Regions from separate parts of the Homo sapiens genome. Here region 2 is linked to region 1. Evidence: chromatin loops called from intact Hi-C (ENCODE). Cell type or tissue: Caco-2. All regions are shown on one strand.

What was found. A loop is a pair of places that touch in the nucleus more often than their neighbours do. Peaks named below come from ENCODE experiments on the same cell type or tissue, not always from the same donor. Only the 100,000 strongest peaks of a DNase experiment are listed, where the experiment ranks them.
Region 2: it touches region 1 in a loop (2.5-fold over the local background); 3 of 110 quality-filtered maps call a loop at or near these places.

Annotation. Positions count from the first base shown.
Region 1 is chr10:28,718,825-28,726,824 of GRCh38, forward strand. LOC107984170 (a long non-coding RNA gene) reads left to right here. Exons shown (of 3, transcript XR_001747283.2): 3 at 7,354-7,449. Among named protein-coding and RNA genes, the nearest start is that of LINC01517, 21 kb to the right of the region's middle. RefSeq lists an enhancer at 3,160-3,661. In Caco-2, no CTCF peak of the experiment used is centred here; DNase peaks (open chromatin) are centred at 3,397 and 3,607; H3K4me3 peaks cover 1,177 bases.
Region 2 is chr10:28,769,751-28,777,750 of GRCh38, forward strand. All of the region lies in intron 2 of LINC01517 (long intergenic non-protein coding RNA 1517), which reads left to right. Among named protein-coding and RNA genes, the nearest start is that of LINC00837, 22 kb to the right of the region's middle. In Caco-2, no CTCF peak of the experiment used is centred here; a DNase peak (open chromatin) is centred at 4,531.

The sequences.
Region 1 (8,000 bases):
TACTTATATATTGAATAAATAGGTCCTTACCTTTATCATAATAATTTTCCTCCATTTTTAACCACTATAATAGTCCAGGGCAACATCAAATACGTATTGCTCCCCTTTCTGCATTTATGTTCATATACATCAATTGATTAATAAAATTTCACTTATAAAGTATGGCTGTGGATACCACTTTTGGCAACTATTTGTAGTTGAGAAGTCATGGGACCATTATGGCTCCTGCCCCATGTTAGTCTAAGAAATTATTGACTTGGCACGGTGACTCGCACCTGTAATCCCAGCACTTTGGGAGGCTGAAGAGGGCAGATCACTTGAGCCTAAAAGTTTGGGACCAGCCTGGGAAAGATGGTGAGACCCCATCTCTACAGAAAGCTGAAAAATTAGCTAAGTGTGGTGGTGCATACCTGTGGCCCCAGCTACTTGGGAGGCTGAGGTGGGAGAATTGCTTGAACCGAGGAGACTAAAGCTGCAGTGAGCTGTGTTCATGCCACTGTGCTCCAGTCTGGGTGACAGAGTGAGACCCTATTTCAAAAAAAGAAAGAAATTTCATCATTTAATTCAAACGTTGAAGTTTGTTGTTGTTGTTGTTGTTTTTGAGAGCGTCTGCTATTGGTGCCATGTGGCAAAGATATTGTGAAGTTATCTTTAATTTCTGGCTATGTTAAACTTTTTTTGAATGAAAAGAACATGGTGAATAATGCCTTGTATTGGCACTCAATATGTATTTGTTAATTCATTTTGAACTTAATTAATGCATACTATCTATTGCACTCTTTCTGATGTTAAAGGGCAAACCGTGGGGGGATACAAAGCTGAATAGATATAGTGTGGTTATAGAGGAGCTTAAAGTACAATTTTGGAGATAAGACAACACACTTAAAACATAACTTTCAATAAAACTCTATGTCAATCAAGCACTCTAGCTATAAATTGTGAGATGCGGTAAATCTCTTTGAGGGAAAATAATAATCCTTAGGTTCTAACAACAGGTCGTTTGTATGAAATTATTTAAAGATGTAAAATATTATACATATATTTATATGCACAAGATAAGACAGAGGAAGACGTAGGGAGGGAGAGAAAGAGAGGAATGTTTTGATTAAATAACAGACTGCTGAGTCACGTTTCCTGAGTTTAAATCCCACTTCTGTTACTGGCTGTGTGACCTTGGGCACAGTTTTTTGATCTCTTTAATTCTCAGTTTTTGGTGAAATGTGAACAAGAATAGTCTTCTTCATGGTATTATTGTAAATATGAAATAAGATGTATGTAAAGTACTGGACACACAACTCATATGCACGGAATTTTAAGGTTTTTTTTTTTTTTTTTTTGAGACAGGGTCTTCCTCTGTTGTCCAGGCTGGAGTGCAGTGGTGCAATCATAGCTCCCTGCAGCCTCGAACTCCTGGGCTCAAGTCATCCTCCTGCCTCAGCCTCCTGAGTACCTGGAACTACAAGTGTGCATCACCATGCCTGGCTAATTTAAAAATTTTTAAGAGACAGGGTCTCCTTTGGGAGGGCGAGGCGGGTGGATCATTTGAGGTCAGGAGTTCGAGACCAGCCTGACCAATATGGTGAAACCCAGTCTATACTAAAAATACAAAAAATTAGCAGGGCATGGTGGCAGGCGCTTGTAGTCCCAGCTACTGGGGAGACTGAGACAAGAGAATTGCTTGAACTCGGGAGGTGGAGGTGGCAGTGAGCCGAGATCGTGCCACTGCACTTCAGCCTGGGCAACAGAGCGAGACTCCATCTCAAAAAAAAATTGAAAAATAAAATAAAGAAATAAAAAAAGAGAGTCCCACTATGTTGCTCAGGCTTGAATTTTACGTATTAATATCTAATATTTGCTAAGCACCTGCTGTGTCAGGCAGTGTTCAAAGTTTTATTATCATTATTATTAATTTTATTTCATTTTATTGTTTTATTGAGACAAGGTCTTGCTCTGTTGCCCAGGCTGGAGTGCAGTGGTGTGATCACCGCCCACTGTAGCTTCAATCTTCTGGGCTCAAGTGATCTCCTACCTCAGCCTACCAAGTGGCTGGGACTACGGGCATGCACCACCAGGCCTGGCTAATTTTTTAATTTTTTATAGGGATGAGGATTTTCCATGTTGCCCAGGTTTGTCTTGAACTCCTGGGCTCAAGTGATCTGCCCACCTTGGCCTCCCAAAGTGTTGGGATTACAGGTGTGAGCCACCGCACCCAGTCATTATTATTTATTATCTCATTAAATCCTCTCAGCAATCCTTGAGTCGGTGTTTGTTTCACAGATGAACTAACAAATGTGACTCTTTGCACAATGTTACCCATGTGAGTAGCTTTTGCTCAGTAAATTATTCAATCGTTCATTAATTGAATTGTGCAAATGTCATGAGTGACATATCTAATGTACTGAGCACAAAAATACTGGTATGTTAAACGGAGTGCAGCCCTACTGTTTGTTGTCATGTGTTTGTACATGCCTGGTGCCTTTCCCACTTCGGAAGTGGGGCAGAGAACCCAGGGGAACAGTCTGAGGTAGGCTCTGGATTTGGGGCAAAGGCTGCCATTGTCATCTAATGACAGTGTTCCACAGTTAGAGCTGCAGTTGCTGGAGAGCAGCTTCTCCCTTGTAATTAACCGTTTGGCTGCTGAGCCTAGGGTGGCTTTGAAAGACACCCAGGTGACAGTGGGGTGCCTGTGGTCCCAGACTGTGGAATTACACGGAGTCAAGAGCTAAATAGCCTCTCCCATCTACTCATTTTCTCTTAAATTACATGTGATTAGGAATATAATTACCACTCCTTACTCTTCCCCCTCAAAACACTATTTTCCTTTCTTCGCACAGCGCTTTGATAGGGAAAAAAACAAACCAAGGTTGTGCTCAGCGGTGGGCAAGGCTGAGGATGGGAGCGAGAAGCCAGGCGGTGACAGAGGGGATGGAGCCCACCCTCTGTGGCACTGGCGAGCTTGGAAGTTCAAAAACAAAAAAATCCAAGGGCAAGAGTGGTAATTAGAAAATGTATGCAAAACGCTTTGATTATTGAAATCGTACCTGCCTAGGGGTCCTGGGAGAGCCTGAAATGATATGTGTGCTCACGTTAGAATTACAAAGCTCAGCTGTTGATCTTCTTATTTTGGGAATGTCTATCCCTCTAATTACTTTACAGTCCAAATGATTTAAAAAAAAAAAAAAAAAAGAGCAGGGAGCAACAGACAAGCCCAAATTGCTGTGTTTAAAGGAGCAGGGCTGTCTGTTTGCGTGGGGCTGTCTCCCTGTAATGAGAACCACCGCTGAGAGCTGTTTAGACAAACGGGCTCAGCGCTCCGGAGCCGCGCGGGCCTCCAAATGCAAGGGTTTGTTCTGCTGGGGCAGCGTCTGTCGCGAAAGCAGCGGCGGGGAGGAAGCGCAGAGCTGTGTTTTGAATTAATGGGTTCAGCTTCATGTTGAGCACAAGTGGGAGGCTATTTTAGAGAAACCTTCCCAGGCCAGCCGTCACTGATGTGGCAAACTCAGCCTCTGGGCAGACCGGCTGGAAATAGAAACGTCTCCGCTTCACGATGGCGCACGCCCGGACGTCCCCTTCCGAGAGCGGGTCCCCTTTGTCCCCCGAGGCCCCGCCGCCCTGTGTCACGTCCCCACCTCGCTCTGGGTCCACTGATCTCTTGATGCACGCGTCCCATCAGCAGCAGCCGAAAGAGGGTGCTCGGGCGGGAGTGAAATCCCTGTGAAATGTGATCAAGAACACAAAATGCTGAGGCAGCTCCAGCTAACATCAGCGCTCAGTCTCCCCGCCCAGGTGGGATCCTCCAAGCGCCTCAACGCACCGCCCATCCCGGTGCCAGGTGTAAATGCGCCCCAGCAACACGTGGCTCTAGGAGCCGCAGGGATGGCATCCCCTTGCTGCAGAAGACTCAGCCACGTGAGGTCAATGTTCATTTCCGCAGAGGTGCCTCTCTCTGGGGGGGCCTATATGTGAATCCACCTAGGAGGAGCTCGCTGAAGAATTGGTATTATTAAAGATAGCTTAGCTCGAGCAGATTTTCTCACGTTTCTAAGCGACTCGGAGAGGACTTACACCAAAGGCATTTCGCTTTTGCATTGATTTCTTAATTAAAAAATATCTTTCTTTTTCCTTTGGCCCAGGCTGAAAGACCTTGGAATTTCTTGTGAAAGTCCTGGGGGAGGTGGGGGGTGGCGAGGGGGTTTTCAGAGCATTGAAATCACTTTTCTCAGATAACTGGAAAGAGACCCCCAACTTCTTGATGACTACATGGACAGATGGATTCCTTATTTGCAAAATCTTGAGTGTTTCTAACTTGTTCTGGAGAAGGAAGAGCAGATGAAGTCAATACAACCCAGGCACATAAGTTAATTTTCCAAGTTGATGAACTTGGCCACATTTCTACAACATTAAGTCTCCCCTTTGATGCTTGAAGAATTAATTCCCGCCCCCCCAGCCCACCGTGTAAAACATCTACACATATTATTTTTTACTGTTGTTGCTGTTAAGGGAAATTTTTTGACCTAGTAAATTTAAAATCCAAAGGAGTGATATGATATAGTGTATACATAAGATACAATGAATTCTCTGTGATGCAGTTGTATTAATCCATATTCTCAACTGTGATGAGGAAATACATGAATCCTTCCATTTTTTCCCCCATACAAAATCATGTTTGCTTGTTTGTTTGTTTGTTTGTTTTGAGAGGGAGTTTTGCTCTTGTTGCCCGGACTGGAGTGCAATGGCGTGATCTTGGCTCACCACAACCCTCCGCCTCCCGGGTTCAAGCGATTCTCCTGCCTCAGCCTCCCAAGTAGCTGGGATTACAGGCATGCACCACTCCACCTGGCTAATTTTATATTTTTAGTAGAGACGGGGTTTCTCTATGTTGGTCAGGCTGGTCTTGAACTCCCAACCTCAGGTGATCCACCCGCCTCGGCCTCCCAAAGTGCTGGGATTACAGGTGTGAGCCACTGTGCCCAGCCTAACAAAGTAACTTTTTTGTTTTTGCTTTTTTGCTTTTTTTTTTTTTTTTGAGACAGAGTCTTTGCTCTGTTGTCCAGGCTGGAGTGTAGTGGCACGATCATAGCTCACTGCAGCCTTGACCTCACTGGCCAAGAGAGCCTCCTACCTCAGCCTCCTGAGTATCTGGGACTACAGGCACATGTCACCACACATGGTTAATTTTAAAATTTTATTTTTAGTAGAGACGAGGTTTCATTATCTTGCCCAGTATGGTCTTGAGCTCCTGAGCTCAAGTGGTCATCCCACCTCAGCCTCCCAAAGTGCTGCGATTCTGGGTGTAAGCCACCACATCTGACCTGTAATATTTTTGGTATTTATACAGTATCATGCTTTGCAAAGAGCAATCATATTTAATAATTTAATTTCTTGCCTTCCCGCTTAATCCTCTGGAAAAGTTGGACTGCTTGTGTGGTAAATTCCAGTTTATAGGTGGGCAAGATTGTTGTGTGCTTGTTACCTTCACTTGGGCCAATGGGAAAGAGGTTGGAAACCACCTATTGATCATGTCTAATTTGTGCATATTTCCACTGACCTGTGTTGCCAACCCTGACACAGGCCAGGCTGTGAACCAATTATACCTGAGATCAATAGCAGCTCTTCATATAGTGGGTGTTCTTGCCAGACTGACAGTCTGTTAAAGGCAGATGTAATGGCTAGATGCAGAGTCTAGCCAAGAAAGGATTTTGCAGTGCTGTATGTTGGGTCATTAAATATCTGGCATAAGAGAAAGTTAAACTTATAAGATGGTAGCATCACCTCTTGGGACTAGGCAGAAATTTAGTGGATTTTTGCAGAATACCAGAAAGTGGAAAATTTGAAGTTAAATTTGATTTATATATTGAATTTTAAGACTGATAGAATATAACTTTTTCTCTCTTTCCTCCTATCTTTTCCCAAAACCAAATTAAAATGAATGATGATAACAACTGGGCTTTTAAATTATGGTAAGGTCTATGGCCATACCACTCTGAAAATGAACCCCATCTTTTCTGATAAATGATGGTAAGAAGAAAACAGATTAAGACATTATATTGGGAACTTTGGACTTAGGACATTGGAGAATCCTACAAAATGGACCAAAAGATGCTTCTATCATCTGATCAACTTCAGGCTTGGCCCTATGTAGAGAGGCATGCTCTTTCCATTAACTTTTTCTTTTTTTTTTTTTTTTTTGAATTTTTTAGTAGAGATGGAGTTTCACCGTGTTAGCCAGGATGATCTCAATCTCCTGACCTCGTAATCCGCCCGCCTTGGCCTCCCAATCCATTAACAATTTATGGTGGATTTTTTTTTTTTTTTTGAGATGGAGTCTTGCTCTGTTGCCCAGACTGGAGTGCAGTAGCACGATCTTGGTCCACTGCAACCTCTGCCTCCCAGGTTCAACTGATTTTCCTGCCTCAGCCTCCCAAGTAACTGGGATTACAGATGTGTGCCACCACGCCTGGCTAATTTTTGTATTTTTAGTAGAGAAGGGGTTTCACCATGTGGGACATGATGGTCTTGAACTTCTGACCTTAAATGATCCACCCGCCTCGGCCTCCCAAAGCGCTGGAATTACAGGTGTGAGCCATCGTGCCCAGCCAATTTTGAATTTAAAAAAAAAGTTCTGGGCTGGGCATGGTGACTCATGCTTGTAATTCCAGCTCTTTGGGAAGCTGAGGCAGGGGGATCACTTGAAGCCAGATGTTAGAGACCAGCCTGGACAACACAGAGAGACAACAAAAAATTTAAAGAAATTAGCAGGGCATGGTGGCACGCAACTGTAGTCCCAGCTACTTGGGAGGCTGAAGCAGGAGGATTGCTTGAGTCCCAGAGTTCAGGTTACAGTGAGCTATGATCGCACCATTGCATTCCTGCCTGGGAGATGGGGCCAGACTCTGTCTCTAAGAAAATAACAAACAAACAAAATTTCTAGATGGTTGCATTAGCCCCCATTTTCTGGGAAGTAATTTTATCCTCATTTACATATTTTAGAGGTACAGATCCGACCCTTTCCCAGCCCCTTTCACTCCACCCACCCCACATAAAGGTTTACCTAAACACAGCCATCAATCACAGCCCTCCCTTCAGGAATTTCGAGTCTTTTATTCATAAGAGAACAGAGTATATTGTGGCGAAAATGAACTCAGGTCAATCCACCATAATGTCTGTGTGTATAGCAATTGGGCAATCAAGTAAAGAAAATGCCAGCATGGATGATTAGAAATGTAAGCTCTGTATTCAAAACCAGGCATCAGGGGATAATTGTGACAGGGGCCAATTCAGTAGAAAATGATTTTTCTTGTGCCACATATTGTAGTCAAGGGATAATTTTGTTTTTGTTTTGTTTTTCCCCAGGGCAGCCCCATGAATATGAAGATACTTGGAAAGTCTTTACTACAGAGCATGATTTCAGGAATGATGAAACAATAAACGAGAATCTGGTATTAATAATCTGTGGGTTTTAAATTTTATGCCATTCAAAGATGTGAGGACCAGTCATTTCATGTATCCTACAAAGTGGAACATGCCGTGGGACACACAGATTCATGATTCATGAGGAGGTTGGATGTCCGACAGTAAACATTCACACACACAATTTGAGTCTTTGGTGCTTACTGGCTGTACTTTGATAATACCTCATCAATTCAAACCTCTCAAAGCCAGATCTTGGAATGAAACAGGTTGAAAAGACTGAGAGCTGAAGCTTGCCTTTGCATAGTTGACAGCCTTTGCTCAGCAAACTAAGAGTCGCTCATAGTTGATGACCAAATAAAATGCAGAGGATTTGAGAAGCACAAAATAGGGAGGGAGAAACCATCAAGAGGCTAAATACGATTTATTTAAGTTCCCCATCAGAACAGACTTCCTACAGGCCTCAACACAGCAATGTGTTATTAACCCACAGTATGCTCTAGAAAGGACATATGAGCTGCCTTTCTTGTCAAATATCATCTTCTTCCAGAGCACCCCACCCATTCATCTTTTGTAAAGATCAGACTTGG
Region 2 (8,000 bases), 51 kb after region 1:
GTCTACTTATTTGCAAAGCGAAGAGCACCAAATGCCAACTTTTATTTTATTTTATTTTATTTTATTTATTTATTTTTGAGATGGAGTCTCGCTCTGTCGCCCAGGCTGCAGTGCAGTGGTGCGATCTCGGCTCACTGAAAACTCTACCTCCCGGGTTCAAGCGATTCTCCTGCCTGCCTCAGCCTCCTGAGAAGCTGGGACTACAGGCGCCCGCCACCACGCCTGGCTAATTTTTTTGTATTTTTAGTAGGGACGGAGTTTCACCGTGTGTTAGCCAGGATGGTCTCAATCTCCTGACCTCATGATCCGCCCACCTCAGCCTCCCAGAGTGCTGGGATTACAGGTGTAAGCCACCATGCCCAGCCTTATTTTTATTTTCTTAAAGACAGAGTCTCGCTCTCTCAGGCTGGAGTGCAGTGGTAAGACCATAGTTCACTGTAGTATTCAACTCCTGGGCTCAAGTGATCCTCTTGCCTCAGCCTCTTGAGTAGCTGGAACTACAGGCACATACCATGGCACCTGGCTAATTTAAAAAATTTTGTAGATATGGAGGTCTTGCTATGTTGCCCAGGCTGGTGTTGAACTCCTGGCCTCAAGCAATCCTCCTGCCTCTGCCTTCCAAAGCACTGGGATGACAGGTGTAAGCTACCATGCCCAGCCCAAATGTCAGCTTTTAAAAAGATTCCTATACCATAATCATTCTACAATTGCCATTTATAATAATGTATACTCATGCATTCTAATACACATCTGTTATGATAAAATGAATTGGATATTTTGAGTAAAGAATGACTTTATAGAAATTCAACTGATTAGTGTTAGCCTATCTGTTTTTTAAATTTTTTTTTTTTTTTTTTTTTTTGAGATGGAGTTTCACTCTTGTTGCCCAGGCTGGAGTGCAATGGTGTGATCTTGGTTCACCGCAACCTCCGCCTCCTGCATTCAAGCGATTCTCCTGCCTCAGCCTCCCGAGTAGCTGGGATTACAGGTGCCCACCACCAGACCCAGATAATTTTTGTATTTTTAGTAGAGATGGGGTTTCACCATGTTGGCCAGGCTGGTCTTAAACTCCTGACCTCAGGTGATCCACCCGCCTCGGCCTCCCAAAATGCTAGGATTACAGGCATAAGCCACCACGCCCGGTCTTAAATGTTTATAATAATAGTGAGAGTTGAAAATCTAAACATGATGTTTCTTTTAGTCATTACCCTAGATTGTTTGTTTACATGTGTTACCCACCTTTGTCTTTTCCAATTTTAACTATGTGTTCCCGTTCTGGTTTTTTTTTTTTTCTTTTTTACATCTGGACAAAGTATTATTTATGACGAGGCAAAATATTTGATTTAGAAGTTTCTGCTCTCCCTCTCCCTCTCCCTCGTCTCCTCTTTCCACGGTCTCCCTGTCCCTCGTCTCCCCTTTCCACGGTCTCTTCCTCGTCTCCCCTTTCCACGGTCTCCCTCTGATGCTGAGCAGAGGCTGGACTGTACTGCCGCCATCTCGGCTCACTGCAACCTCCCTGCCTGATTCTCCTGCCTCAGCCTCCCGAGTGCCTGGGATTGCAGGCGCGTTCCGCCACGCCTGACTGGTTTTCGTATTTTTTGGCAGAGACGGGTTTCGCCGTGTTGGCCGAGCTGGTCTCCAGCTCCCGACCGCGAGTGATCTGCCCGCTTCGGCCTCCCGAGGTGCCGGGAGTGCAGACGGAGTCTCGCTCACTCAGTGCTCAGTCTTGCCGGGGCTGGAGTGCAGTGGCGTGATCTCGGCTCGCTACAACCTCCACCTCCCAGCTGCCTGCCTTGGCCTCCCAAAGTGCTGAGATTGCAGCCTCTGCCCAGCCGCCACCCCGTCTGGGAAGTGAGGAGCGTCTCTGCCTGGCCGTCCATCATCTGAGATGTGAGGAGCCCCTCTGCCTGGCAGCCCAGTCGGGGAAGTGAGGAGCACCTCTTCCCGGCCGCCATCCCATCTAGGAAGTGAGGAGCGTCTCTGCCCTGCCGCCCATCGTCTGAGATGTGGGGAGCGCCGCTGCCCCGCCGCCCCGCCGCCCCGTCTGGGATATGAGGAGCACCTCTGTCTGGCCGCGACCCCGTCTGGGAACTGAGGAGTGTCTCTGCCCGACCGCCACCCCGTCTGGGAGGTGAGGAGCGTCTCTGCCCGGCCACCCCGTCTGAGAAGTGAGGAGCCCCTCCGCCCGGCAGCTGCCCCGTCTGGGAAGTGAGGAGCCCCTCTGCCCTGCAGCCGCCCAGTCTGGGAAGTGAGGAGCGTCTCCGCCCAGCAGCCGCCCCGTCTGGGAGGGAGGTGGGGGGCAGCCCCCGCCCGGCCAGCTGCCCCATCTGGGAGGTGAGGGGCGCCTCTGCCCGGCCGCCCCGTCTGGGAAGTGAAGAGCCCCTCTGCCCGGCTGCCACCCCGTCTGGGAGGTGTACCCAACAGCTCATTGAGAACGGGCCATGATGACGATGGCGGTTTTGTCGAATAGAAAAGGGGGAAATGTGGGGAAAAGAGAGATCAGATTGTTACTGTGTCTGTGTGGAAAGAAGTAGACATGGGAGACTCCATTTTGTTCTGTACTAAGAAAATTCTTCTGCCTTGGGATGCTGTTAATCTATAACCTTACCCCCAACCCCGTGCTCTCTGAAACATGTGCTGTGTCCACTCAGGGTTAAATGGATTAAGGGCGGTGCAAGATGTGCTTTGTTAAACAGATGCTTGAAGGCAGCATGCTCGTCAAGAGTCATCACCACTCCCTAATCTCAAGTACCCAGGGACGCAAACACTGCGGAAGGCCGCAGGGTCCTCTGCCTAGGAAAACCAGAGACCCTTGTTCACATGTTTATCTGCTGACCTTCCCTCCACTATTGTCCTATGACCCTGCCAAATCCCCCTCTCCGAGAAACACCCAGGAATGATCAATAAATACTATATAAAAAAAATAAATAAATAAAAATTAAAATTAAAAAAAAGTTTCTTTGAAATACACATAGATTTATCAATACTTCCTTTCTATAAACTTTCAAAGGTTCCTGCAGTCATAGACATTTTGAAAAATGAGATGTATAGAATTACCTTGATGTGGTTAGTTTGGTTTGGTCTATCGCCTTTCTTAAAATACCACATTGCTTTCTCAGCTGGCCACCAAATATCACCAGAAAGTTATTAGTTCATCTGATTGGTAGACGTATTAGGGTTCAGAGATGTTCAGATTCAACCTTAATTGACCTCATGCAATTAAATTCCCCATAAAAGGAAAATGTCCACAAAATATTTGAATGTTTGTACTTTCATGATACCTGAAATTCTCAAATGGTAATTTTTTTTAAGCTAGGCTTTTGTTTCTACTACAATTTGGCTTCTAACATTTCCCATTATGTTCATGTGTGTCTGTGTGTATATACTTAAAGAAGTGCTAAGGCCAGGCATGGTGGCTTATGTCTGTAATCCCAGCAATTTGGGAGGCTGAGATAGGAGGAACACTTGAGGCCAGAAGTTCAAGACCAGCCTGGTCAACATAGTGAGACCCTTGTTTCTAAAAAAATTTTTAAATATTACCCAGGTGATATGGTTTGACTGTGCCCCGACCCAAATCTTGAATTGTAGCTACCATAATTTCCATGTGTCATGGGAGGGACCTGGTGGGAGGTAATTGAATCATGGGGGCAGGTCTTTCCCAGGTTGCTTTCATGATAGTGAATAGGTCTCACGAGATCTGATGGTTTTATAAAGGGGAGTTCCCCTACACATGCTCCCTGTCTTGCCTGCCGCTATGTAAGACGTGACTTTGCTCCTCCTTTGCCTTCTGCCATGACTATGAGACCTCCCCAGCCGCATGGAACTGTGAGCCCATTAAACCTCTTCTTCATTATAAATTACCCAGTCTCAGGCATGTCTTTATTAGCAGTGTGAGAACAGACAAATACACCAGGCATGGTGGTGTGTGCCTGTAGTGCTACTCAGGAGGATGAGGTGGGACGATTATTTGAACCTAGGAGTTAGAGGCTGCAGTGAGCTAGGATCATGCCACTGCACCCCAGCCTGGGTGACAGAGTGAGATCCTATCTCAAAATAAATAAATATTAATAAATAAAATAAAATAAAGTAAGTATTTACTAGGTGATGTATTTATTAGATATGTATTTATCTGATAATTTTCTGAAGATATAATTTGATAGGGTGGGAGGAGGAAAAGGTAAATATGACTTCTAAAACAAAAAATTCTATATGCTGAAATCTTTGCTGAGTATCTTCTTGTTCAAGAAGAGAGAGTGAGCATACTTATCAACCTTCATGCTTTCTCAAGGTCCCACTGAAATGACTGAAACTATTACCCATCTGTTGTCTGTCTGTCTATTAATCTATCCAATGAAACCACAGTGCTGGACATCAATAAAGGAATCACAGAGCGTGAAATACATGCTGGTAGAAAGAAAGCAGATGGACAAATATGAAAAGCAAACAAAAGTAAAAACAGAGGAGGAGATTCTAGAGATAAGAGAGGGCTGGAGAAGCTCCAAGCTCAGAGTCATCCAACACAAAGGACAGGGATGGGTCAGAGGGCACCCATCAGAGTGTTTATTTAAAGTTCTGAATTCAGGACTTTGGAACCCCCTTCTTCAACTAGAGCTTTTCCTTCTCCTCTCTTTCTTCTCTAGTCCACCGTGCAATTTCAAAGCAAACATGGGCAAATTATGGCAAGTGGATAAAACCAAATCATCTCTAAAGAACCCTAACCCTTTAGAGTAAGGGGATATAGGTGCTGGGCCTAAAGAAAAAAGCTGGAGGTAACCCTGGGCCTGAGGAACAAAGGCTAAGTAAGACAGCTTTGCTCAGGTGTGAACTACACCAAAGTTCTTTATTCCCTAACAATCTTGGGGATCTCTAGGTTGCCTGGTCTATACAATAGGGAAGGCTGCCTGACAGCACTCCCACTCACTTACCCAGTGTATGCACAGAACTCCCTCACTTAAGAAAGAGTCCCGAGAAACCCATGCTATCTGTGCTAATCAGCTTTGTCCTTGAGCCATAGGTATTGACATGGTTTGGCTCTGTTTGGCTCTCCCAAATCTCATGTTGAATTGTAATCCCTGGGGATTATAGGGGAGGGACCTGGTGGGAGGTGACTGGATCATGGAGGCAGATTTCCCCCTTGCTGTTCTTGTGATAGTTAATGAGTTCTCATGAGATCTGGTGGTTTTAAAAGTGTGTGGCACTTTCCCCTTCACGCTGTCTCTCTTCTGCTGTGTGTGAAGAAGGTGCTGGCTTCCCCTTTGCCGTCTGCCACGACTGTAAGTTTCCTGAGGCCTCCCAGTCATGCTTCCTGTACAGACCGCAGAACTGTGAGTCAAACCTCTTTTCTTCATAAATTACCCAGTCTCAGGTAGCTCTTTATAGCAGTGTGAGAATGGACTGATACAGATATAACACTAGATATTTGATTATGCCAATTTCAGAAAAGGGAAGGATTAATATGAACAAACAGAACAACAGATTCTGAAGAAAATAGATATAACTCAGGGAACTAAAAATAACTAAAAAAAAAAAAAACCCCTTTTTTTAGTGTTCTCGGAACAATTTAGGATGATATGGATGACATTACATTCCTAAAATAAGAACAAGTTGTTGTGACCCAAGAACAGTCAGAGAACAAGAAGAGCTCCTGATAATTAAAACATGAACTTTTTCTTTGAGACAGGGTCTCGCTTTGTCACCCAGGCTGGAGTGCAGTAGCATGATCACGGCTTACTGCACCCTTGACCTCCCAGCCACCAGGCCTGGCTAATTTTTTTATTTCTATTTTTTATAGAGATGGTGTATTAGTTGTTATTTCACTGTTATAAAGAAATACTGAAGACTGGGTAGTTTATAAAGAAAAGAGGTTTAACTGGTTCACAGCTGCACAGGCTCTGTAGCAAGCATGGCTGGGGAGGCCTCAGGAAACTTATGATCATGACAGAAGGCGAAGGGAAGCAAGCACATCTTACAAGGCTGGAGCAGGAGGAAGAGAGAGAGGCAGGTGCTGCACACTTTTAAACAACCAGATCCCAGGATAACTCACTCACTGTCATGAGAAGGGCACAGAGGGGATGGTGCTATAGCATTCATGAGAACCCTACTCCCATGATCCAAACACCTCCCACGAGGTCCCACCTCCAACACTGGGGATTACAATTTGACATGAGATTTGGGTGGCAACACAGAGCCAAACCATTTAAGATGGGGTCTTGCTATGTTGCCCAGGCTGGTCTCAAACTCCTGGCCTCAAGCAATCCACCTGCCTCAGCCTCCCGAAGTGTTGTAATTACAGGCATCAGACACTGTGCCCAGCCTCTGAAGACCTTTTTAAACTACAGATTGCCGGGCCCCAATTTCAAGGATTCTGATTCAGTAAATCTGGGGTGGGACTGGGGATTTTGCATTTTTAACAAGTCCCCAGGTGGTGCCAATGCTGCTGGTCTAGGGACCACACTTTGAGTAGCAAGAGGTAAACAAAGCTGATTTGAATTTTGGCTTTACCCACTACAGGCTGTATGAGCTTGGGCAAGTTACTCAATTTTTATGCCCTGTGGTTTGTTCAACCTATGACATGAGAGTTATTGTAGTTCCTGTCTTTTTCAATTATTGTGAAGATTAGACGAGATAAGGTATGCAATTAATACACTTAATACAGTGTCTAGCACATACCAAGAAGTCAATGAGTGTTTGCTGTAATTATGATGAAACCATACTTTTCTAATGGCTGATCAGGTCTGAGAGGCCGGGATAGAATGTCAGCTGCGGGAAAATAAGATTCTAATCATTTCTTCTAGATCTCATTCTTGCATGAAAATCTCCTTTAATACTGGACCAGCAGAGAAAAATAACTAGCTAGCTAGCTTTAAATCATGTTTCTCACCTGGTGCAGTGGCTCATGCCTATAATAGCAGCACTTTTGGAGGCCAGGCGGGTGGATCACTTGAGCCCAGGAGTTCAAGACAAGCCTGGGTGATGTGGCCAATCTCTACAAAAAGTACAAACATTAGCTGGGTGTGGTGGCCTGCACCTGAAGTCCCAGCTACTCCAGAGGCTGAGGTGGGAGGATCACCTGAGCCCAGGGAGGGTTCAGGCTGCAATGAGCCTCGATCATGCCACTCCACTCCAGCCTGGACAACTCTGTTGAAAAAAAAAAAAATGTTCCTAGAAATGAAGTACAAATTGAAACGGATGCAAAGAGAGGGTTATAGGAGCACTTTTATGTTTATTGCTCTCATTTGGAGTAATTTCAAGTTTAAAAAGGAATGTGGAAATTTTCACAGATGACATCTGGGTTTGCCTCTCTTTTTCAAGGCCTCGGCCTATCAGTTGAATTCAGCACATTTTCACTTTGTGCTGTTATCCCTCAGCACAGAGGGAACATGATAATTGATAGGAGGCAGTTATGGATGAGCAGGGACACGTGCATGTGAAAGAGGTGAAAAATGAATATTTTGTTCTCAAGAAATGTATAATCTAATTTCAGATAACAGCCCTTCATGAAATAGTGACATGAAATGCCAGGCAGGGTGTAGTTACACTGAATAGGAAATTTGTATTAGATTATTCACAAATAGTCTAGAAGATTCAAGGATCACTTGACGATCAGGTGGGATTGCTTGGGAATGGATGGAAAGTGCCCCCCACTTTCCTGCTACCCTCACATAGTAGAAAACATGCTTTAAAAAGGTATGAGGATGAGGCCAGTCACAGTGGCTCACTTTGGGAGTAATCCTAACACTTTGGGAGGCCAAGATGGAAGGATCCATTGAACCCAGGAGTTGGAGAGCAGCCTGAGCCACACAGTAAAACCCTGTCTGTACAAAAAATACAAAAATTAGCCAGGTGTGGTGGTGCATACCTGTAGTCTTAGCTACTCCAGAGACTGAGGTGGGAGGATCACTTGAGCACGAGAGGTCAAGGCTGCAGTGAACTGTGATCATGTCACTGCACCTCCAGCCTGGGTGACAAAGTAAGACTCTTTAAAAAAAAAAAAAAGGTAT